Regions from separate parts of the Homo sapiens genome. Here region 1 is linked to region 2. A link is an interaction called in ENCODE POLR2A ChIA-PET data of the cell type or tissue named here. Cell type or tissue: CD4-positive, alpha-beta T cell. All regions are shown on one strand. Each heading gives the region's core, and the rest is flanking DNA. Links, peaks and the distances in the headings are about the cores only. Region 1 overlaps WWOX (WW domain containing oxidoreductase). Region 2 has its middle 180 kb from the start of MAF.

Region 1 (12,530 bases), core at 3,105-11,104, 370 kb before region 2:
TGGTAGGTGGGATCTTGGCTCACTGCAACCTCGTCTCCCGGGTTCAAGTGATTCTCCTGCCTCAGCCTCCCAAGTAGCTGGGAGTACAAGTGTGCACCACCATGCCTGGCTAATGTTTGTATTTTTAGTAGGGACGGGGTTTCGCCATGTTGGCCAGGCTGGTGTCAAACTCCTGATCTCAGGTGTTCCAAGAACAAAAGGCCAACCCCATTAGACGGTGGCCAAGTTGGTGCTGTGAACAGGGATCCTGCCTCTGCCTCCCAAAGTGATGGGATTACAGGCGTGAGCCACTACACCCAGCCAAGAATTCAGCTTCTTAAAGGAGCTGCCTCAGACTGTCTCAAGATCTTAGAAGGCCATGCCTACATTGCCACCAGCATCCCTTGGCTTTTTGCTTGGCTTAAGAATCTATCTTTTCCGTTCCTCCTTCCAGCATACTCAGCACAGTCCACCTCTGTGGTCTCTCTGTGGTTTTCTTTCTGTTTTCCTGCTCTCTCCATTTCTCATTCACCACACCCTGGGCTATCTTTCACTCTCTATGAAATACCTTGGATTTAGGAATTGGAGATTTCCTTGGGTCAGGTTTCACCCTCTTCAAGTAGCGTCTCAAACAGTATACCCACTACAGCTTTCTCCCCACTCTGTCAACCATGCCATGGGGCCTACTTTTTGCCCTGACTCCCACCAGATAATGCCCATCAGATGGCACCTCTTTTGGCTGAAAAATCGAAAACTCATCACTCTTCCTGCATTCATTAGACAGTACCCTTTATGTTCAACTTTGTAATTTAAGTCCCATTCTTGCCTCATAGAATTATTGCCCGTTGACCTCCATATAAGTATCTGCATTTGCTGCATCATTCATGACATGTGAGGCCTTTGACAAACCCTCCTATGGTGCAGCTTCCTCCGAGCAGCTCCTAAGGAAGTGCCAGAGTCAGGGCTTTCCTCTGCCTGAATTATCGGAGCTCTTGGCTTAATGTGGGAGAAGAGATGAATGATCTGTCCTTCTATGAAAGGCTTACCAACTCCATTCAATTCACAGTGGCTCTCTGAAGCTCTGTTTTTGGAAGGACTGTGAGGCTGTACCTGCACTTGATTGAACGAGTGCTGGGATTGATTAGTGATGTCTGCAGTGAGCGAAGGATTGGGAAGAGTAAACAGGCATGCTGCATATCTGTCATCATGGCTCTGAGTGTATCCTGTTTCAGAAGAGATGAACTGTGCTGTAGAGATGTTAGCATCAGGTATTTTAGACACATGAAGAGAGGATCAGATTCAGTGGAAGTGCCAAAGGGATTCTTTCAGATGGGCAATAAGTGGTTCTGAAGATACGTATTTCTCAGTGTGTTATCTTGGCTCCATTTAGCCACACAAAAGGAATATGGGTATAGTGATGGGTCTCTCATGGCTCACGTATTAACTGTATTTGTTGTTACTGCTTCTCAGGCACTCTGTTAAGAATGCAGGGCTCTTCCTCAGACTCAGGGCGGGGCCTGGGCTTTACAGCAATGGTTTTCAGTTTGTAATCTCTCTCAAGGAAGGGAGAGGAGCACAAAGCTGCCTTGACTGCCAGCACCATCAGAAAAGTGACAGCAGTCTTGGCCCTGTAATTGCCAACAGTAATTCATTTGTTCGTTCTCTCTCTCTCGCTCCTGCTCCTGACTCTGGGGGATGCTTCTTTTCCTACCCTGCCTGGAAAGTGCTGGGGCATGGGTGAAACCAGAATGGTTTTGATTCTCAAGTCTTTTTGTAGAGAGGAAGAATGGATATTCCTAGGGTCAGTTGATTGAGGGTGTGTTGGGGGAATGTGATTATCGATGATGCTGTATGCTGGGTACTAGACTGGGGGTTCGTTACATCAAGTTGTGGGGTCTGTGGAAAGGAAGTTGTCATAGGAGTCTAGGACTCAGCAGCTGTCACCTTCCCAAAGTCACACTGCTGATGAGTGACAGAGACCACATTTAAATCTGTGTGTTTACAAGGTCTACAACTGCACCCTGCTACCTCCCAGAAGCTGAGGCAGGATGGGCAGGTTGCCACACCCTCCCAACCTCCTGCAACCTTAGTTGTTAGTGAAAGGTTATTAAATAGGCCTCACAATCGCAAGCCAGGTAAATATGTCATTGGAGAGGTTGGTTTTGTTTGCATTTCTGGTGAAGTTGAGTTGTTTTTATCCCCTACAAGGTCATCTAGACATTTTTATCCCCAAGGTCAGGAGATCTTTCTGCCAGAGGTCAGCATTCCATCCAGCTCCTGCCTGCTCTCTGGGTGGCCGACTGTGCCAGTAGAAATGCCAGCTGCAGCCAAAGGACAGGCTTTCCATCCGAGAAAAGCACTCACACTCGCATTTCTTTTCTGGTTCTGTTCCTCCCCTACATAACCAGAAAAAGCTCGTTAACACATGATGGCAACCAGGCTCCAATATCTGCCAGTTCCCCTGTACAGATTCCTCTTTAGCATTCTCTCGGCTTCCCTCCTCAACAATTAATTCAGATGAGCAGTTGGGAGAGTGCAGGATCCAGTTCAAAAGGATCTGTCCCCCCGTGAACCCCAGGACAGGGTGAGAGGCCACCTGCACACTTTTTTTTTGTCAGCTCACACCCTGTTGGCCCTTTGCAAATATTTGTCTTTCCTCATGCACGTGGTTATTCCCAGAAAGATCCAGTGAATTGTCTCCTGAAGATAAAATACATAAAAGGGCGTTTCAAAGTATAAACAGTGATTTTAATGAAAAATAAGAAGAAAATGCTTATGATACAACATTAGGTGGAAAACGAAGGAAGAAAAATTCTGTGAGTCTAATTATGGAAAAAATTACTAAGATATGTTTTAACATGCCCTAGACATGCACAGAAAAAAAAGACTGGAAGGAAATTTATTGAGATGTTATTGTTTATGAGTGTTCTAATTATGATTTTTAACAATATATTATCAGAGTTTTCTGACAAAGAATTAACTTTTTATTTTTTTTGAGACAGAGTTTCTCTCTTGTCACACAGGCTGGAGTGCAATGGTGCAATCTCAGCTCACTGCAATGTCTGCCTCCCAGATTCAAGCAATTTTCCTGCCTCAGGCTCCCAAGTAGCTGGGATTACAGGCACCCACCACCACACCCAACTAATTTTTGTGTTTTTAGTAGAGACAGGGTTTCACCATATTGGCCAGACTGCTCTTGAATTCCTAACTTCAGGTGACCCACCTGCCTCAGCCTCCCAAAGTGCTGGGATTACAAGCATGAGCCACTGTGCCCAGCCTAGAAATAACTTTTAAATCAGAAAAATACATTTTTTAAAAAGATGTAAAGCATACATAGAGGATAACTTACAAATCTGCATTTCATGACCACATATATCTATTGAGTTGCCCCTAGGATCATTTTTTTCAAAGCTAATGTCTGCCACAAATGGGAGTTTTAATAGGTTATAATTCATATGACTTAGTGTTAAACCTCTACGTTGGGATTCTTAAATTTAACATGGATAAACTGAACTTGATTTCCTGCATTAAAAAAAATTAAAGAAATGAAAGTTCTGACTGTTTTATTGTAGCTGGGGAATTCTTTTTGCAGGTGATGCTCATGTTACGGTTTTGAACCCAGGACTTTGCGTTGCAGTTTTGTTCAGGGGTTGCAGAATACCGATCTGACTTTGCAGGAATGACTGTCTTGGTGCATAAGCCATTAACCTCTCTGCGCCCTTGGATTGCCTCCTCTCCTGCCAGCAGAAGCCAAGTCACCTCATCTGTAAGGGAGTTTCATTGAGGACTAAGTGGGACCAGGCCGAAAACGACCCCCTTCCCCCATAGGAAGTCACAGAACAGCCAAGCCCTGGAACAGGAGGAGCAGCTTCCTCCTGGGCACAGCTGTGCAGAACCAGAGGCGACGCATTTGCCCATCGTAAAGGCTGATTAGAAACAGTTGGGTCCCAAGCAGAATCCTTTTGCCCATGACTGTGTCCATGGTCGAGGTGTCCATTGTCACTGTTGCCAGATGCCAGCACTGGCGAGGGTTTTGCCTTCCTACCGTAGGCTTCTTGACCCGGCACCTCGGAAAGTAACTCCTGTCCATTGTTCCTTGTGCCATCTTTCTTAAGAAAACATGAGGAGGAGCAGGGTGATGCTAGATGGAAGCAGGAGAGCCTGGGGTCTTAGTTTCAGTGGCTCTGACTTCAGTTTTCTCACCTCGAAATCTCCCTTCTCTGAACCTTTTTGCGTGCTCTTCTGTCTGTCTGATATTCATCATCTGACTCATCTCTACCAGTCAGGAGTTGCTTCTTCCAGGAAGCCACATTCCATGGACTGATACGCTGGGCTCCATGCCATCCTGGGGTTCTCTTGAGTACATCTGGAGGGGTGTAGTGTGTTGTAAATGCATACGATCATGCTGGTACATTTCATCAAAGGTGGCAGTTACACTACCAGTTGTGTGCCCTTGGGCAATTAGCATCACCCTGCTGTGCCTCAGTGTTTCCATCTATAAACTGGGTATAATAATCATTCCTACCCCATAGGTTGCTGTGAAGATTGGCTCACATCAGTAATGTACTTGGAATGGATCCTGGCATAAAAAGAGCCCTTGGAAAATGATAGCGTTCATCCTTGGTATGACCTCCAAGTTCTTTGAACCTCAAAGAGCCAAGTCCCACATCTCAGGTACATTTCAGTTCATTCTTTCTGAGTTGATTTTTTTTTTTTTTTTTGAGACAAGGTCTCATTCTGTTGCCCAGACTGGAGTGCGGTGGTGCGATCTCAGCTCACTGCCACCTCTGCCTCCCAGGCCCAAGCGATCCTCCTGCCTCAGCCTCATGAGCAGCTGGGACCACAGGATGCACCACCATGGCCAGATAATTGTTTTGCATCTTTGGTAGAGACAAGCCTTCACTATGTTGCCCAGGCTGGTCTCGAACTCCTGAGCTCAGGTGATCTACCTACCTTGGCCCCACAAAGTGCTGGGCTTACAGGTATCAGCCACTGGGCCTGGCCTGAGTTGATAATTTTTGTCATTTCTTTCTCACTTTTCTCAGGAAAATCATGACTGTAAAACAGATCAGTTTTGCTTTAGTTCCCACCCTCATCATCAACCCCTCCCCAGCTACCCTGCAAAAGAGTCACAGATCATTGGGATAACTAGAACCACAGAGATCCCCCTAGACTTGTCAGCCAGGGAACCTGACACTCTTAGACCTTCTTCTGAGTGCTTTGTCCTTGTCCGGAGAGCTCGGGGAGGAGCAAGGTTGTACTGGGATTTTTTTCCGATCACAGAAAGTAACTTAGCTAGCTGTTGCCCAGCCAATTTGCCCAAGGGAGAGGTTGCTCCTGGGTTGCAGGACGCATCCATGGATGGAGCATGGGTTTTGGGCTGTGGGGGGACAATGAGGTGGTTCCTGAAATCCCTAGTTACTAGCAGACAAGTGCATCAGACAAGTGCATTTCACCGTTCTGAGCTTCAGTCTCTTATCCAAGCAGAAACATGGCCAGAATGCAATGTCCTAATACATGTAATTCATTACGTGTGTTGTCATGTAATGTAACACACCTATTGGCAGTCTCTGACACAATACAGATATTGACCCCATGGTCTTGCCCCAACTTAAATAAAAATAAAAACGAATGCAAAAGAGGAATCTTCTTTGCACTCGTGTGATGTCTGTTAATTCTTGGCTTTCTTCCTTCATAAGGTTAATCATCTCCCTGTCACCCCTCCCGCTTGTCCCCCAGCCTCTGTGTGTCACCTTCTCTCTGAGCTCACCCTCTCTAGGAAGCCTTCCTTGCTGGAATGCCCATTCCCTGATATAAGGATTCCACCCACCACGCCCCTTGCGGTTCCTTGCCGGTGTCCTGTCCTGGGCAGACATAAGCCCTGTGGGTTCCAGTTTCTCATTAGGAACCTGGATGATGGAGCAGGGATCATGCTCATTAAGTCCGCAGAACTCATCAGCTGCTTAGCAGGGGGCCAAGGAGGGCTGAGCCTATGACGGGTGAATAAGTCTGGTTGGCCTCTGGGAGTACGGGATCAGAATTCCAAGTGACTGGGGTCAGTAGCAGGCCACCAAGAGCCATCCCACCTCAGAAAGACAGAAGCCATCACTGCAAATGGCAAGGGCATGAGGCAGTTTGAAACTGGCAAAACTGGACCTTTCATGGAATCCAGGGCTTGAGCTTTAATGCTTTACACTTTTGTTTTTTCATTCCATACGCTTTTGCTTTAGCTTCCTGGCAAAATTCAGACAAACCTAGAAGGGATAATAACTTACATTCAACCTCTGCTTGCTCTGTCCTTTCTCACACGTGTTTAGAGAAACTGGAGGAGCCCGGGAACTGCTTTCTCCTCTCTAAGAGTCTTGGTGGTTTCTTGTGTGGAAATGAATGGGAAGTTCACCCTGGTTCTGCAAAATGGGTGCGAAATGTAAAATGTATATACCTTCTATCCTACTCTTTATGTTCCACAAATTTTGGAGGGAAACTGATTAACTCTCTAGCTACCATGTTCCAGGTGCCTGCACCTGCTTGCTCTTGGTTAACCTGCACCCACGTTCCCCCGCCTGTCTCTGAAGTATTCACAGGTGGAGGCTCAGATGCACACAGTGATTGAGTGCCCTAGCTGGGGTTGGAAACTCTGTCCATGAACTCCAAAGCCCACGCTCTCTTACACCCTCCCAAAAGCTGAGGCTTCCTCACTGTCTTTTGCATTATGTCATGGGTGGAAACATGCACCTTCCCTGACCTTTTGGCTTGGAACATGGAAGTTCATTGACTTTGTTGCCTAGCAGGGCCTGGAGCTGGGTTTCTTGCCTGATCAATGTATATCATTTTGCCAAGAGACAGAGTCTGTGCTGGAGAGATTGATTCCCTGGTTATTTATCTTCCTCTGCCCAGTGTAAATTGGTCAGCCTGATCCTATTCGCATGATAAAAATCATAATGTCTCAAATTACTTACTCAATAAAATGTGGGTTTGTCTATTATTAGTGATTATTAGGGTTATAATGCAGCATGGAAATTTGGAGCAAATTAACTATACATGCAAGCTGTTGGGCTCAAGTGCAGTTAATCATACGCATACAGTGCCAGTGGGCAGAAGGTTTTGCAAGAATAGCTTCAGGAAGACTTTGTGGGAAGACAGATGAATACTCAGGGTTTTTTTTTTTTTTTCTTCTAACTTGTCCTCCTTGATCAGGATTTCTCAAATGCACATTTGTCTAATATACTGTTGAACCATGCAAGTACCAAAACAAAACAAGAAACCCAGAATTATAGCTCAAATTTAATTAAAATAGCTTTTATTGCTTCTATTCATGTGTCCCTGGATTTTAAGTGATGCGTCAGAATTTCATGATGAGCAAATGCCTATGGATGCCCTCATTTCTCATCCTTCTTGACTGTCTGCTAAGATTCACTCTTGGTCTTGTCTTTGAGCTTTTCTGTTCAGTGATGTAATGGGACAGGCTCTCCTGTCATCAAGAGTTCCCATCATACCTGGGCACTGCCATTTCCTCTGTGGTAGATGCTTCCTGGACACGTGGGCAGGTGAGAGGTGCTGACTTTGCCTACTTGCAGCTGAAGAGAAGAGAGATGTAGCTTTGAATGGCCACATGAGTGTTTTTTTAAATGAAAAAAAAATCTATGTATAACTTGTTTCCTGTGAGGGTGCCAGGAAACTTTACAATGAACTTCGTGAATTAAACCTCTACCAGATGAATAGAGGTGGTGGCATGGTAGCAGAAATTAGGATTAAAAAAATGGTTTTTGATTTATGAAAAATTTTTCTGCAGGAAATTTTGATTTGTTCTTTGTGGATTCTGAGGATAAAATTAAGACCAACATTGAGGATGAGAGACAGAACTGAACTCAACTTAAAATAGCTTCAGGGAGGAAAAGCAAGTGCATTAGATAAGTAAGTGGGAAGTCCAGGGGTAGACGTGAGTTCAGGCATAGCTGGATCCAGGATCCGACAGCTTGCATGTGTAGTTAATTTGTTCCAAATTTCCATCCTGCATTATAACCCTAATGTTTGCTAATAACACACAAACCCACATTTTATTAAGTAAGTAATTTGAGACATGATGATTTTTGTCATGTAAATAGGATCAGGCTGACCAGTATAGACTGGGCAGAGGAAGATTCATAACCAGGGAATTAATCTCTGGATCCAGGCTGAAATGATATTATCAGACACCTTTCTTTCTCTGGTCCTCAGTTTTGATCTCTTCTCTGCTAGCTTTATTCTAAGACAGGCTTAGATGGGATGTAGAGAGCAAACTCTGGAAGTGGAGTACCTCTGGCCTCCAAGGCCAGTAGTTGTAGCAAAAGTCCAGGGCTGCCGCTCATTCACTCTGCTCGGACCTTTCTGGTCACTTGTCTTCTGTGGTTTGGTCCTTGTGGCCAGGGACAATGAAACTCTCATTGATTAGGCCTGAGTTATGTGCTCTCTCCTAGAGCCAGGAAGAGGCTTCGGCCCTGCCCAGACCCGGTGGCCTGAGAGTCACAGTGAGGCGCAGCTCCCAAAGGGAGACTGAAATATAAGCAAAAGAAAAGGAACACGTACTGGGAATCCCAAACAGCAAATGTTCACTGTGTTCAGGGAGGAGTCTTCAGGCCCACAGTGTAGGCATTCAACAAACGCTCTTCAGGGAGAAGGAAAGTTACCATCAAAATCCGTCGTTGAAAGTATTGAAGTTCCAGCTGGCGGTCTGATACAGCTTAGATGTTGTCCCTGCCCAAAGCTCATGTCAAAAGGTAATCTGCAGCGTTGGAGGTGGGGCATGGTGGGAGGTGATTGGGTCATGGGGGTGGATTTCTCATGAATGGTTTACCACCATCCTCTTGGTACTGTCCTCACGATAGTGAGTGAGTTGTTGGGGGAGCTGGTCATTTAAAAATGTGTGGCACAGCCCCCCACCCTGTCTCTTGCTCCTGCCCTGGCCACATGACGTGCCTGCTCCGCCTTCTCCTTCTGCCATGATTGTAAGCTTCTTGAGACTTCCCCCAGAAGCCAGGCAGCTGCCAGTATCATGTTTCCTGTACAGCCTGTGGAACTATGAGCCAATTAAACCTCTTTTCTTTATAAATTACCCAGTCTCAGGTAATTCTTTATAGCAATGCAAGAATGGCCTAATACATGGTCTCTGAGCAGGATTATTGTAGAGGGGACTGATGTTGAAGAATGGAAAAGAAGGCAGTGTCAGAGAATGCTGAAGAGTGTGGATCTTAAAGTCCAACCTCAAGGCCCAGCGCTGCCACTTAACAGCTCTGTGACCCTGTAAAGTCACTCAGCCTCATTGAGTCCCCCATCCTCCCCTGTGTAGAATGAGGCTAATGCTAGTGCTCATTTCATAGAGTTGCTACAATAATCAATGAGATAATGTGCATAAAGATTTACATACATAATAACTGCTCAATAAAGGGTAGATGTTAAAATTAGCATCAGCGAGCTCTAGAAGATGCTAAGTTCTCTGGAAAGATCAGCTCTGCTCCTGTCAATCTCTCCAAATGTTAGATTTTGCCTCAAATTTTAGGCATTCGTTCATTCATTTATTCTTTCGTAAATTCTATCGCATTAACCTTTACAAGTGTTAAATTAAATCTTTTCCCCAAATTATGCATTAGAACCAAGTTCTTATGTGGTGGATGTACCTCATTTCAGCAAGAGCTTTCTAAGGGTACAGAATTAAATATGCAGCCTCTGGGATTCAGTGATAGCTCATGGGACATTTGACCTACATGGAAATGCAGGCTGGAGTTGCATTTTAATTGGCAAGGATCAGCCCAGTTGTCCAGCTTGTAGCTTGGAGTGTGGCCTGGCTCCCACTCCAGAGAGATGTACATCATGATCTGCGTGGGTGAGAGGATACTCTCAGGAAATGGGCAAAGTTGCCAGCTGACCTCTCCAGAAAGAGAGACTATGTTGTTAGTTTCCCTTACTTGGATGAGAAATTTCTCCATTCCTAGTCTCATTTTCCCAATAGAACACGGAGGCAGAATTTAAAGCCTCAAAACAATCTGATGCACATCAGCTATCAATGAAAAGGACCAGCTTGGAGGCAGAGGCACCTGAGTTTTGCATCTTGGCTCAATCACTTACTAACTGCATTGTGGGTTAACACAGTGTGTGTGTGTGCACTTACTAACTGTGCAACTGTGGGCAAGTGATGTAATCTCTCTGGAGCTCGTCTTTCCTTTTTTCTTTTCCTTTTTTTTTTTTTTTTTTTTTTTTTTTTTTTTTTTTTTTGAGATGGAGTCTCACTCTGTTGCCCAGGCTGGAGTGCAGTGGCACAATCTCAGCTCACTGCAACCTCTGCCTCCCGGGTTCAAGTGATTCTCCTGCCTCAGCCTCCCAAGTAGCTGGGACTACAGGTGCACACCACCATGGCTGGCTAATTTTTGTATTTTTAGTAGAGACGGGCTTTCACCATGTTGGCCAGGCTGGCCTCGAGCTCCTGACCTCAGATGATCTGTCTGCCTTGCCCTCCCAAAGTGCTAGAATTACAGGCATAAGCCACTGCACCCGGCCACAGTTTTCTTTTCTATATTGTAGGGATAATAATCCTCCCTTGCAGGACTGTGCTCAGCACATGTTCATTGCTCAAGAGAAGTAGCCACTGTTATTATTATTGTCAGTATGTATCCAAGTGTTTAGTTCATTTTCTCTGCATTTGTCTAACTCCCTTTTTTCCCTTGAACTGTAAAGCTCTCAGCCCAGGGATATAGTAGCACCAGCACATAGTAGATGATCAAGAAAAATTAGTCATTCTCTCTGGTTCTTCCTTTCCTGTATCCTGTTGTCTTTATCAGTTCAGGCTGCTGTGACAAAAGTATCACAGACTGGATGGCCTTAACCACAATTGTTTTACATGGTTCTGGAGACTGGGAAGTCTAAGATTAAGGCAGTGGAAGGTTCACTGTCTGGTGAAGGCTGGGCTCCTGATTCATAGATGTCTGCCCTTCTTGTGCATCTTCACATGGTGGGAAGAGGGTGAGAGAGCTCACCGGGGAGTGTTTCTCCCAGTTCCTCCCCAGTACACAGAAAAACAAAGCTTTCTGTCTCACCAGGAGGACTCCACGGTGAGCATAGCTTGGCTCAGCCCAGCAGGAGATTTTGAACCGACTCTGGTAGATTCTTCCTGCAGCCATTCAGCTCCCACCTCTTTCTCTCAAAAAGAAATCCAGGGCTGGGTGTGTGTGGGCAACTTCACCCTGCTCTCTTTGTCCCCCAGGCCTGCACTACAACAAATGTCTCTTTGTGTCCAACTCTTCTTCCATTTCTAGTCCTTCTTTTCTCTTCTTCTCGTACTTCCCATATTCCTAATACGATTGGTTACTCAAATTCTTAAACAACTCACAACTCATTATCTCCCTTCCATGTAAAAGTAACCCCCAGCCTGAGCTACCTGACCCCGTGGTTTAAACAATAAAGCAACTGACCTTTTATCAGAAATTTGCAAAGCCATTTAATTTACATATGTCCTTGGCATCCACAAATATTGCTTCTCCTTTCAACCAGCATGCCACCCTTCCAGCCATTCACATATGTATTCATTCATTCATTCATTTATTCTTTCATTCAGTCAATAAATATTTATTGAGTAGTAAGCACATGCAAGGCATTGAGGGTGGGGAGGGAAAGAGACACAAATTGTCCTTACCCTCATGGATTCACCATGTATTTAAAGGCCACAAATACTTGTGTGAGAAGCAAGTCTTAATAGTCTGAAGTGTTTTCTTAGATTCCCTTGAGCCGCAATGCTGAAAAGCTTATGGTGGTTTTGCTAATGAATTTGACAAGGCCAGAAATAGACCAGATGAAGATTGATCCATTGGTTAATTGATTAATTGATTGATCGACTGAGGAATGTCAGCCTGGTCTACCAAGGTTTATGAAAGCCTGGCATATAGAAATGATGTCGTTAATGCACAAATACCTGCATCCTGTCTTGAACTCCCTCTAGGGGCCACCATGTGTATCAGTGTCCTGTGGCTGCTGTAACAGATTACTACAAATTTTGTGGCATAAAATAACACAAATCGATTCCCTTACAGTTCTGGATGTCAGAACTGGGTGACTTTCTCCTGAGACTGTCCTGATTTTTTTTTTTTTTTTTTTTTTTTTTTTTGCTTGTCAGTTTGTTTTGGGTGATGCAGATGGAAGGTAACGTCACAGGGCAGCTGTATTCCAGGTACTTGGTGACTCTTGGTTGCGATCTGATGACTGGCTCACAGTAGGACCATGACGTGAGCAGATTTGTAGTCCTGCATGAATGAAGGAAAGAAAGAAATCTGACAACTCATTGATTCAGATTCACAGACTCTGCATTTTGAACCAGAATACACCCGAGCAATTACCTAGCACAAAATCTCCTGTCTGCAGAGGAGTTGCAGGAAGGAGAATTCACTATATCCTCTCCTGAAAATATCCCTTGTGGTCAAGGTGGCTATAGACTGGCATCCCTCTGCTCCCTAAGATGCCAGGGACTCACGTCTTCTAGGATATCAGGGGAAGATACAGGGCAATGGGCCTCAGATCACAGACACGGA
Region 2 (12,530 bases), core at 2,015-10,014:
CATAATGTCCTTGATTTTGTTCGCCTTGCAGTTTTCTCACAAGACCTCGAAACCTTGGTGGCTGGGACCTCGCCTTTCTCGTTATTTTTTGTCCCTCAAGCATTCAAGACAGGTGCTCAGTAAATAACCTCTTTGGTGAATTAATTGGGTTTTCTATGTCACATCCCTATTGACTTGGACATGAACATCATCTAAATAATTCTAATTCCTGTATTATGAACACTTGAGTTATCTGCCCCATATCCATCCCCTGAACCTTTTATTTTGTGTAACCAACCTCAGTGTCATTCAAACAGGCCTCTGAAGCCTGCATGACAATGAACATTGGGGAAAGCCCTGGAAATGTTTGCAGGGCAGAAGATGAGAGCCCTGCAGGGGTCTGTTTGGGCTTCTTTTCATCTAAGTCTGGTGACTTTTGCCCTGAGTGATGGAGGCAACCTATAAATTGAGGTGAATCACCTCAATTACAAGTCATTACAAGATTTAGCTGTGTGATGCCAGACATCTGGCCAACTCCAACTACTATCTTTATTTACTGAATTACTCTGTGCAACTTTCTAGACACACCATGATTTGGGCTCCCCCAGGCTTTTCCTCTTGCTGCTCACTCTTCCTGCATGTTATGCCTTTACCCACAGAGCTATTCCTCTTCCAGATCTCTACTCTGATCTTCAGGTTGTCTTCCTCAACCACCCAGGCAACCTCGGCACTCATTTCTGTGTTTCCTCTGCACCCTTTAAAAACATATGTAGTAGGGTCACCAGAGAGTTAGATGAGATGGTGTCTGGATGGTATGAAAGCTCCATAAGTGGCAGTAGTGTTGCTGTTGTTACCAGTACCACGATAATGACTCACTTTGTGCGACACCTTGCTTCCCTTGTGCAGACTGAGCACTTAGTACACGTCAGGCAGAGAGTGAGTGTTTTCTAAATGATTGAAATATATGAGGATAGTCTCAGATGAATGAGCCAGGCCTTAAGATTCACAGGCCTGTGACTGGGGGTAATTTAGAAATAAAACATGCAAGTACAATATGGCAAAGATGAGCTTTCAGGGAGGCTGATGTCAAGAGCACAAGTTCACAACGGTGAGGTACAGTTGTGTTCAGATAAAGGGCCAGTTGACACCCTAGAGGGTATGATTACCGTGGTACCAGGTATGTGCAGGTGGCAGATAAGCCACCATGTGGAGGTGTTGGGGAAGGGCCCTATTGGCTTTAGGGTCCCCATGTCTGTGTTTCCTCCATTGTGAGTAGTACACAGCCTTGACAGACATTGGTTGAAATCCCAGCCCTATTGCTTGAATGTTCCATGAAGTATCTAAATCAAAATTTATCCACCTGGGCACTGACATTTGGGCTGGGTAACTGTTGTAGGGGCTGTCCTGTGTATTGCAGGATATTGAATAGGATTCTTGGCCTTCACCCTTTTGGCCACAGCACCTCCCTCTCAAGTTGTGGCAGTTGCGCCCAGTTGAGGAGCACTGCTTCAAGCTAAGCCTTGGTTTTCTCAGCTATAAAATGGGGATCGCAGTTCCTGTAGATAGGCTCCAGCAGTTGTTGTTAAGATCAATGGAAGTAACATGTATGAAAGGGCCTACTCCAGAGCTTAAAGCTGTCCTAAAGGACAGAGGAAAGACAACCCTCCCCCATTCACACCCAGAGCGTTCTGGGAGGCGGCACTAGAGATAATATGGGAGGAGGTGATCCATCAGTGCTTGTCCTGAAATCTCACAAGAGTCAGCACCTTGGGCTTCGCCTTGCCCTGTAGGTATGTAAATAGGGGATTATCAGGGTCAGCATCTGTGAGAGTTAAAGCAGGAAGTCCTTACAGCTTCCTGTAAAAACACAAGTGACAAACTTGGATAAACAGTAAGTAGAGAAAAAAATATTCCTATATTATTGCCAGCCCCAAGAAGCCTCTCTCTCTCCTTTTCTTTCTCATAAACTCATACATACTCCCCAGGACAAGTTGTGACATAAAACAGTTGTTACAAGCTTCCATTATGGAGTTAGATTTGTGCTCCAATTCCAGCTCTGCTACTTGTGAGCTGTGCAGTTTTTTTTTTTTTTTTTTTTTTTTTTTTTTTTTTTTTTTTTTTTTTTTTTGAGACGGAGTCTCGCTCTGTCACCCAGGCTGGAGTACAGTGGCGCAGCCTCGGCTCACTGCAAGCTCCGCCTCCCGGGTTCACGCCATTCTCCTGCCTCAGCCTCTCCGAGTAGCTGGGACTACAGGCGCCTGCCACCTCGCCCGGCTAATTTTTTTTTTATTTTTAGTAGAGACGGGGTTTCACCATGGTCTCGATCTCCTGACCTCGTGATCCACCCGCCTCGGCCTCCCAAAGTGCTGGGATTACAAGCGTGAGCCACCGCGCCCGGCCGAGCTGTGCAGTTTTGATCCAGTTACTTTACCTCTCTGAGCTATATCTTTCTCTCTTTAACCAGGGATAAAAATGAGACCTACTTCATAGAGTTATTATAAGCATTAGATAAAATAACATATGTCAATAATGTATGTATTTCACACACAGATAATCTCCATTGTGGGATCAGGTGCCTGAAACCCAGGAAATACTCGAGTAATATTAGTTATTTTCCTTCTTAGTAATAATATGGTCAGCAATCTTTCCGAAGAGGCAACCCCTACTCTGCCAGGGGAAGGGTGGTTTTGTGGGGTAAAGCACATTATGATAACACATCGTTCATTCGAGAAGAAAGATTGGCAAAAGTAGGCCACATTCCCAAATCCAGTGGGGAATCAGTGAGTGTGCTGAGATGGAAAGAGGATGAGCTTTGGGGCCAACACACCTGAGTTCAGATGCTGGCTCCATCAGTAGCTGGCCAAATGCCCTCAGCTGTCTGAGCTCACAAATCCATCCTTCCTGTACCTTTTAGGTCACTGCCTAGTCTAGTACTGCCTTTGCCAGCTTGGTGGTTGAGGGTGTATACCTCATACATTCTCTTACTTATCCACTTAACAAACATTGGCTGAGCTCTTGTTCTTTGCCAGACACTAAACCAAGTGTGAGAGTGTCTTGGTCCATTTTGTGTTGCTACAAAGGAGTACCTGAGGATGGGCAATTCACAAAGAAAAGAGATTTATTTGGCTTACAGTTCTCAAGCTGTACAAGAAGCATGGTGCCAGCATCTGCTCAGCTTCTGGTGAGGCCTCAGGAAGATTTTGCTCATGGTAGCAGGCAAGGGGAGCCAGCATTTCACATGGCAAGAGAGGGACAAGAGAGAAGGGAAGATGCCAGGTTGTTTTAAAAATCAATCAGATCTCATGTGAACTAATAGAGTGAGAACTCATTATTACTGTGAGGAGGGCACAAAGCCATTCATGAGGGATCTGCCTCCAGGACCCAAACACCTGTCACCAGGCCCCACCTCCAATACTAGGGGTCACATTTCAACATGAGATTTAGAAGGGACAAATATCCAAACTATATCAGTGGGATACAGAGGTAAACAGACACGGACTAGTGCTCAAGGAGCTTGAAAGCTGGAAGGAAAACCAAAGTCTCAAAGAGATGGTTTGGGTAAGAGAGAAATCATAAGGAAAGATGCAGCTGGGAGCCAAGATCAAAATGGAGTTTTGTTAATCAGGAAAAACTGTATTAGACTCTGTAATAACAAACAACTTCCAAATATCAAAAACTTAAAGATGCACATGCACGTGATATCCATTGTAGGACCAGGGAACTCCTCCACGACACTAGTTCATGTGTTGTCTTAGCATTCTAAACTGTTCAAATCTTATGGGATTTCCATGTCATAGGGTGTCCCCAATCACTGAGGCAGGGGAACAGAGACCACAGGAAATTCTGCACCAGCTCTTGAATGCTTCCATCCAGAGTTGACATGTTTGTTTCCCTTTGCATTTCATTGAACAAAACTATTCCCATGCCCAGGCTTAACCTCAAAGGACTGTGTGCCCTGCAGGAAGCGAGAACTAGAAATCTTTGAGAGCAGCTCTAACATTGTCCTCAACCACGGATGAGCTCACCCAAACATGGAGAGCTACACGGGCAGGACTCTTGTTAGTTCATTAGCACTTAGCAAAGTGCTGGGCACAGGATACAAGTCAACAAATTTTAGAGACAGAAGGAAAGAACAAGGAAGGAAGGAAGGGAGGGAGGGAGGGAAGGAAGGGAGGAAGGACGGAAGGAGAGAAGGAAGGAGGGAGGATGAACAGGCAGGCAGGCAGGCAAGAAGGAGGAAGGAGGGAGCAAGGAAGGGAGGGAAAGAGGCAAGGAAGGAAGGAGGGAAGGAAAATTGTTGGGTGGTTCAGGACTCTAGCCATTGAAAAATCTCTCTACTATCCAGGAATAGAGCTATGTGTTGGGGCAGAAGTCCCCTTAAATTAGGAATGGCTCAGGTTGTGAGGGAGGCTGGCAGAGATGCTGCCTTGCTCAGTGTGGTCAGCATTCAAAGCCTGGATCACTTTTCCTTCTGCAGCTACAAAGCAGCTTGCATCCTATGGTTGCCTCGGGGCCACTGACAGCTCTGCTCTCTCTCTAGGCCTCCACCCCTCCCTTCTGCTTGTGCCATATTAGAAAGGGCATGGGCTTTGGAGTCAGTTAGACCTGGGTTTGATCCTGGGCCCTCCCCTTTCTATTGGGTGCCTTTGGGGCTAGTTATTAAAAATCCCGGAGCCTCAGCTTCCTTATCTGTAAAACAATGGCAACTCTCAAGTCACAAACCCCTTGACAAATCTCAGCTTCCCTCTTCTCTCCAGGGGCCATACTCTTGCATCCCTTGGTGTATTGTATTACGGTCCTTAGAATGTCCCTCCCTATGAAAATCTGAACTTCCTACCAAGCATCCCTCTTGGGTGAGACCTTCCCTACCTCCTTTTAGCAAAGTGCCGTGTGTCTGGTTGCGCCCGAGCACAGCACCTGTCTCCTACCAGCAGCACTGACAGAGGGGATGTGCCCAGCTTTGGGTGGGCTGCAGCTGCTGTGTGTGCCCCTAAGCTGCCACCCGCGGCACAGGATGGAAGTGGGGCGATTGCTCACTGCTAATAGTTAGACAACGACACCACCAGGAGATGGCTGAGCTGTGGCAGCAGAACTGCCTCTGATTCTGTTGTGGTCTGATGGAGTTCTTGGGGATTGAGGGACCTGAATTAGGTCATCCCTTTCATTCATTTAGCCATGAGTTATTGGGAAGCGTCTCTGTGACAAGCTCCATGTCAACATGTTGGGAACACAGTGATATGTTCCCAGCATGTGAAACAGGCTTTACTCTTACAAACTCTTCGAAATATAGGTGCTTCTGTTTCTCTTCACGGTGATACACTACATTTGCAAGAATAAAAAGAAGGAAGTGGTTTATGGTTAAATTGCAAAAAAAAAAAAAAGATCAGGCATTTACTGTGACTTTCATAGAATTGAATATTTTTAAAGCTGAAAGTTTTAAATATCCAGGAGGGAGTGGCCGTACCCCCACTCCAGTTTTACAGATGAAGAAATAGAAAGGAAAGACGTGACTCAGATATTGTTCCTGGGAGCGCGGTGCTCCGAATGGTCAGTTAGCATCAGTTCTGTCCAAGGCCAAGAAATGGAATTGGGATTAGAAGACCCTGCTGACCAGAGAGCATCCTATGACCTGAAGCAGCTTGCTACCCTCTCCCTGTAGAAAGTTGGGGAAGCCGCTGTGTTGTTTTTTGACTATTTCTTCATGGGTAAAGGGGAGACAATGAAGTGTTATATAGTTTTAGGAAGATGGTAGACAGCCTTTTGTTTTTTACTCATGAAGTATTACAGTGATGACTGTGACAACAATCATAATTATTCTTATTTGCACACCAGCACACCAGCTTTATATTCAAGTTAGAAACATGGAATCCAGGCAAACATGTTGTTTCCACAATGCCAGAATTCCCAAGACATGCTATGAGCCGAACTCACAGACGGAAAGGGTATTTTTTATGCCTTCTTTTAGCAAAAGTTATTCAGCCAGGGGCACACCATTCTCATTTTCATTTGAGGCTGAGGAGGTGCCTGCAGCCGACCCCTTCCAGCAGACTTGGGCGTTCATAGAACCTAATTCTTTAATGGACTCTGGGTGCATTTCTTGCTTCCATCTTGAGGTCATTAAAAAGCCTGTGGTGAACTACACCGACATAAACCTTTTATAGAAACAATCAGATATCACTTGGTAAAATAATTAGCATCAGAATAGCACAAAGTCAGTCTGTCTGCAACTTGGTGCCAAACATCAAAAGAACTCCTGGCAGTATCTATCCCCATTCTATTTTGAAGGTGGAGGGGATACTTCTCCCTCTCCCAGCCGGTTTCCAAGGGTGACCCAAAGGTTCAAGTCATGCTATTTGGATGTGCGATGTTATTATGGGCTGGCGGACTGGTGGTCCTCAAAGTGGGCTTCCTGCACAGGATCATGGGAAAGGGGACAGACAACCGAAGGAGGGAGGGCTGGGGCGAGCAGAGGTTTGGAGGCGGGGGTCCCCAGCCCTACCGAGCCTGCCTAGCCTGCTTCCCCTTCTTGGAGCAGTACGGTCCTCCGTCCCCTCCCCACATGGCCCTCTAACTTCCTGCTTGGCTGTCAGAGTGTTTTCTCTTGTTGACCAAATATCAGGAGCTTAGTTTTGTTTACAGCTTTTGGATAAAATATCTCAGGAAAGGAGTGTCCCTCTTGAGGCCAGATAAGACGCTGCTGGAGAGCTCCACACGACGCGGCACACGTTACTTTCCACGATAACGCATCCGTATTTTCGCCTGGAAATGGGAATTCTTAGAAATGATAAATTGCAGGGGTCCTCTGCTTCACCCCGGAGAGTTTCCCCCGACTGGCCTATGTGTGAGTGTTTTCCTCCTGCGCGGGTCTGGCCTTGTGCAAGAGGCAACAGATAATCAAATTGTTGAACTAAAAAAGAAAAAGAAAATCCTTGACCCTTTTTTACATCTCAAGTGTGCAACTGGCCTGAGGAAGAAAACAGGGACCTATCTTCATTGCCAGCCTGAAGCCGGATGATTCCCTCTCATTGTGTCTCGAGAACACAGGCTCCAGCGCGGCTGGGCTTGAGAGACCATCTTCTCGTGTCTCCTTTAATTTAGCTGATAGATATGAAAACGAGTTGAGTTTTAAAAATAAATAGGCATTTCTCATTATCTGGGGACAGTTTTCGGGCTGGGGCCTCACGGTCAGCTGGGAGCAGCCACAGAGAAAAAAAGAGCCCCTGTTCAGCCACACAAAGCCTGAATACCTGTGTCCTACGTTGGGGCTGGGGACGATTATTCACTCATTCTGTTGTGACAGACAGAAAGAAAATTTAGCAAACCACAAAATTTCCTAATTAGTGCGCTGGGAGTTCTTCCGATGGTAATTTGGAACAAAGGGAGGCAGCCCCGTGGTGAGGGGGCAAAGGAAAGGAAAAATAAAATAAAATAAAACAGGATAGATGGGGAAGGGCGGGAGGCGTGCTCACTCTAGGTATGGAAAGCAGTTCTGGAAGTTTTTCTTATGCAACAGAATTTTTTTCTCTCTCCTAGAAGCTGCTGTTCACATATGGCAACATGATCCCCGGGCGCCTACCATATGTAAGGACACAAGGTTTTATGACTTATTGTCGCTAAGATTTATGGAGATGATATATGATAAGCAATTTTTCATTATCTCATATCAGGAGCAAATGCAGAGAGATGCAGGCTCCTCACCGCATGGTTGGGTGGAGCTGCAGGCCCCAACACAGGGCCCCACACAAACTCCGTCTCCTGCTCCTCTGCTGGGGGCTGCTGCCTTCCCCATAATAAAAGAACAGCCTGTGGTACCAGCAGCAACAATTTATTTGATTAAAATGGGCTACTCTGGAGCTATTTTGTGGTATGTTAATAAGTGCTATATCACAGACATTTATTAAATTAGTTTTCATAAATGTCAGCAGTGTTTGCACAGGAAATACACCAGTCTAAATGTGGACCAAACTCCGAATTAACTTCCCCCCTCAGGAAAATGGACATTTCTGCCAGGGTGAAGGTGTGCTGGCCAGGTAAGGGCAATCATGGGGTGCTCAGAAGTTTAATATCAGCATGGGCCAAACACAGCAGTTTTGGCTCCCAGCAGCCTCCCATAGAGGGAGGATTTGAGGAGGCTGAAAGGAAGGAAATGACAGAACTCGACACTTCCTTGGAACAAGGCTTCAGCCTTTGGTGTCACAATATTTCACCTTTTCCTTACGTTTGACTCAGCACAAATGGACAGAGATTGAGAAAACAGGACACAAGAGGAAGTGGAAATTTCTGCTAGAAGCATCCTAGGTTTGGAAATCAGTGATTCTGTCCTCAGTCGCCTTACAGTTTCCATGCCGATGGCAAGGCAGGGAGCTTATTGATGAGCCTGTTTCAGGCTTCCAGGCTTAGCCGCACTGAGCCGGGCAACTCTCTGGTGTCTAGGATGTTCCACCTCTTATCTTCCATGTCTGTTCTGGAAAAACAAGATCTGACCCGTTCCTCTTTGAAGAAACAGACAAAATGAGAACAGCCCCACTCAGATGATTTTCTGGAGCCGGGGAGATTTTCATCACAGATGCCACAATTCAGAAGAAAACCTAGACCGAGCTCACCTTGGCACGAGGAAGAAATCATCTTTGTATACCTAATCAAGAGTGCAGGAAGCTTTAGGGACACCAGGGTGGCAGTGTCACAGCATCACCATGATCTGTTCATCCATTAACCACCCTTACTTTGCAAACTTTGCTTTCTTTGGTCATTCATGATCCAAGGCATTTTAAATCTCCCGGAAAAAAAAAAATGTTTTCCACTCACACTTTCCATGGAGAGTCCTGGAGTATAACCAGTGAATTCAGACAATTTTTCAGAGGGTAACACACGGTTTTTTTTTTTCTTTCTTTAACCCATTTGACAATTCTCCTGCATCTTCTTCAAGTAAACATACTGCAAAAGTGACTGTGGCCAGCACCTACAAAACTGCAGGAATCCAATAACACGCCTGTGGATTTGGGAGACAGACTAATACTTTGTGTTCATTCTGACAGAGGCACTTGGAAAAAAGAAAATCAATAAGATTGATCCCTCAGATGTGCTGTTTATAGATGTGCATCAGTGTTCTTGTATGGCGAACAAAATGTGTGTCACGTTATATGTGATTTTGTGGGCACGAGGCCAACGTGGGACAGGGCACCCACTCCAGGCAGCAGCGACGGCAGACAAAACAACGCGTGAACACAGTCACGTTTCTGAACACAGTGGCCGCATGTTGACACGCCCTTCCCACGCCAAAAAAACAAGATCAGAAGATGTGGCTTCTTGGCTTTTCTTTTTTATAAGAGTATTTTTATTTTAGAGAATGTTTAGGTTCACAGCAAAATAGAACAAAAAATAGAGTGATTTTTCAAATCACTGCTGCCCCCCTCCCCCTACGGCCTCCCCCACTAACAACCTCCCGCACCAGAGTGGTGCATTGGCCACATCATTACCGCCCAGAGTTTCATCAGGGTTCACTTTAGCTGTTGCTCGGCAGTGCCCCCTTTTCCAAGGCCTCTTTCCAAGGTTTCAGTCATCCGCGGTGAACCGCGGCCCACAAATAAGTGACTGCAGTACAATAAGATATTTTGAGGCTTGACGCGGTGGCTCATGCCTGTAATCCTAGCACTTTTGGAGGCCAAGGCGGGTGGATCACCTGAGGTCAGGAGTTCAAGACCAGCCTGTCCAACGTGGAGAAACCCCTGCCGTCTCTACTAAAAACACAAAAATTATCCAGGCATGGGGGCAGGCACCTGTAATCCCAGCTACTTGGGAGGCTGAGACAGGAGAATCGCTGGAACCCGGGAGGCGGAGGTTGCAGTGAGCTGAGATCGCACCACTTCACTCCAGCCTGGTGACAGAGCGAGACTCTGTCTCAAAAAGAAAAAAAAAAAAATTGAGAGAGAGAGATTTATTACAATATATTAATATAACTGTTCTATTTTATTATTAGCCGTTGTTAATCTCTTACTCTGCCTAATTTGCAAATTAAACTTTATCATAAGTATGTACGTACAAGAGAAAACAATATACATTGCGTTTGTTATTGTCCGCAGTTTCAGGCATCCACTGCAGGTCTCAGAACGTATTCCCTTGTGGATAAGCGCTGGCTGCTGTGCAGTCTATGGGACTGACAAATGTATAATGACACGTATCCACTATTCTAGTATCACACAGAGCCATGTTCCTGCCCTGAAAACCCTCTGTGCTCTGCCCATTCATCCCTCCCTCCCTGCTAGTGCCTGGCAACCGCTGATCTTTTTACTGTCTCCATAGTTTTGGCTTTTCCACAATGTCATGTAGTTGGATTCATACAGTATGTAGTCTTTTCAGACTGGCTCTTGTCACTTAGTAATATGCATTTGTTTCCTCTACTTTTAGCTTTTACAGATCGGAAGACAGAAACCTCGGAAGGGAAGATGATAGACATTCTAAACCAGGCCGGAGAAAAGGGAAAGACAGTTAGTAAATGAAGAAAAGTGATTTTTTTTTTTTTTTTGAGACAGGTTCTTGCTCTGTCACCCAGGCTGGAGTGCAATGGCACAATTGTTGGCCGCTGCAACCTTGAGCTCCTGGGCTCAAGCATCCTCCTGTCTCAGCCTCTTGAGTAGTGAATTCTTTTGTTTTGTTTTTTTCTTTTGAGACAGAGTCTTGCTCTATCCCCCAGGCTGGAGTTCAGTGGCACAATCTCAGCTCACTGCAGCCCCCGCCTCCCAGGTTCCAGCCATTCTCCTGCCTCACCCTCCTGGGTAGCTGGGATCACAGGCATGTGCCATCACACTCAGCTAATTTTTGTGTTTTTAGTAGAGATGGGGTTTCACCATGTTGGCCAGGCTGGTCTCGAACTCCTGAACTCAGGTGATCCACCCGCCTTGGCCTCCCAAAATGCTAGGATTACAGGTGTGAGCCACCACGCCCAGCCTTGAGTAGTGAATTCTTAATGAGAGCATGATAAAGTAGAATCACTGTTTATTCTACACCGAGGACAGAGCATTCTGGAAAAATGAAGCCTGAGCTGATGTGTTATTTTGGGTTTCTCTGCTTTATTTTGTTTTCCTAACCACTCGTTCTAAGAACCTTATTCAGCATATTTCATGGTTGCGAAGAATTAGGTTGAAAGAAGAAGTGATTTAGTCAATGACGTCAAAGTGAAGGGGCTTTTCCTTTCTGCACGGGCCAGAGGTTTTCTTCTGTTTTTATTAGTGCTCCAATAAAATGAAATTCAAAGAAAGCATTTCATTGTCATGGACTCTCTGTAGAGTCCCGGGGACCCCAGAGTCTTGGGTTAAAATGACAGACCTGATTCCCACCTTGACCATTTACTGCCTCCAAGACCTTGAGCCAGTCATAGAGATTCAATGAGCCTCTTTCTCTTCATCTTTAAATTGAGGAGACAGCTTGCTCCATGCACTTCTGGGGTTTAGCAGAGAGTAAGCAGCTGGGCCGTCCCTGGTATATACTTAGTGCTCAGTAGCTGCTAGTTTTATTCATATCCCCATTCCTTTGGGGGGCATATCTGGCTTTCGGGTGAGTATGATTTAAAACTCATTCACTCACTCATTCAACAATATTTATTGAAGACCTATTATGTTCCAGTTACCATTCTATTATGTTGGTGCGAAAGTAATTGCAGTTTTTGCTATTAAAAATAATGCAATTACTTTTGCACTAATCTTATGAACACTCAGCATATATGGAGGAATAAAAGAGGTAAGGTCTCTGCTGTCATGGAGAGACAGATACTACTCAGTTAAGCAAATAAGATAACTTCAGATAAGAAGAAAATAAGACAGGTGGAGTGACAAAGTGCCTGGAAGGGGAAACCAACTAGGATAAGCAGGAAAGGAAACTTTGAGGATGTGATGTCAGTGATGAAAAGCAAGAAGCAGCCAGCCAGGTAAAGCCCAAGAGGGAGGGGATTCTAAGATAGGGTTGCCAAGTAAAATACAGGGCGTTCAGTTAAGTGTAACGTGCACGTGAGCAACATGTTTTAGAATAAGCATATCCCAAATATTGCATAGGATGTACCTATACCGCAAGAGTTATCAGTTGTTTATCTGAAATTCAAATTTAACTGGGTGTCCTGTTTTTCATTTGCTAAATCTGGTGAACCTGTTCTAGGGAGAGGGCTCAGCAAGGACCAAGGAGAGGAGGTGGGAATGAATTTGGCTTGTCTGGAGAGCAGCAAGGAGGCCAGCGTGTCCAAGATGTGGAAGATGTGATGTGATGTCAGCCCCTCCTATAAGGGCCGTGGAGGCTATGGTGAGGAGTCTGAGCAAATCAAACCCGATGACTTGTGTGTTCCATCCACAGAATTATCCAAATCATGAATGGCAGCAACATCTACCCCAGGAGTTGGTGAACTACAGCCTGTGGGCCATTTGTTTTTGTAAATAAAGTTTTATTGGAATACAGTCACACTCACTGGTTCACATAATGGCTATAGCTGTTTAGTGTTATAATAGCAGAATTAGGCAGTTTCAACAGAGATAGCATGTCCCACAAAACCTAATATATTTGCTATCTGG

Evidence for each region. ChIA-PET counts read pairs that join two places held together with the same protein. Peaks named below come from ENCODE experiments on the same cell type or tissue, not always from the same donor. Only the 100,000 strongest peaks of a DNase experiment are listed, where the experiment ranks them.
Region 1: POLR2A ChIA-PET joins it to region 2 with 5 read pairs; 1 of 35 experiments calls an interaction of 5 or more read pairs at or near these places.

Annotation. Positions count from the first base shown.
Region 1 is chr16:79,035,593-79,048,122 of GRCh38, forward strand. The region is part of intron 8 of WWOX (WW domain containing oxidoreductase); the gene reads left to right. Among named protein-coding and RNA genes, the nearest start is that of WWOX-AS2, 540 kb to the left of the region's middle. In CD4-positive, alpha-beta T cell, for the core only: no CTCF peak of the experiment used is centred there; a DNase peak (open chromatin) is centred at 7,499.
Region 2 is chr16:79,411,154-79,423,683 of GRCh38, forward strand. It overlaps a transcript of MAF not described here. Among named protein-coding and RNA genes, the nearest start is that of MAF, 180 kb to the right of the region's middle. In CD4-positive, alpha-beta T cell, for the core only: no CTCF peak of the experiment used is centred there; no DNase peak of the experiment used is centred there; H3K27ac peaks cover 823 bases.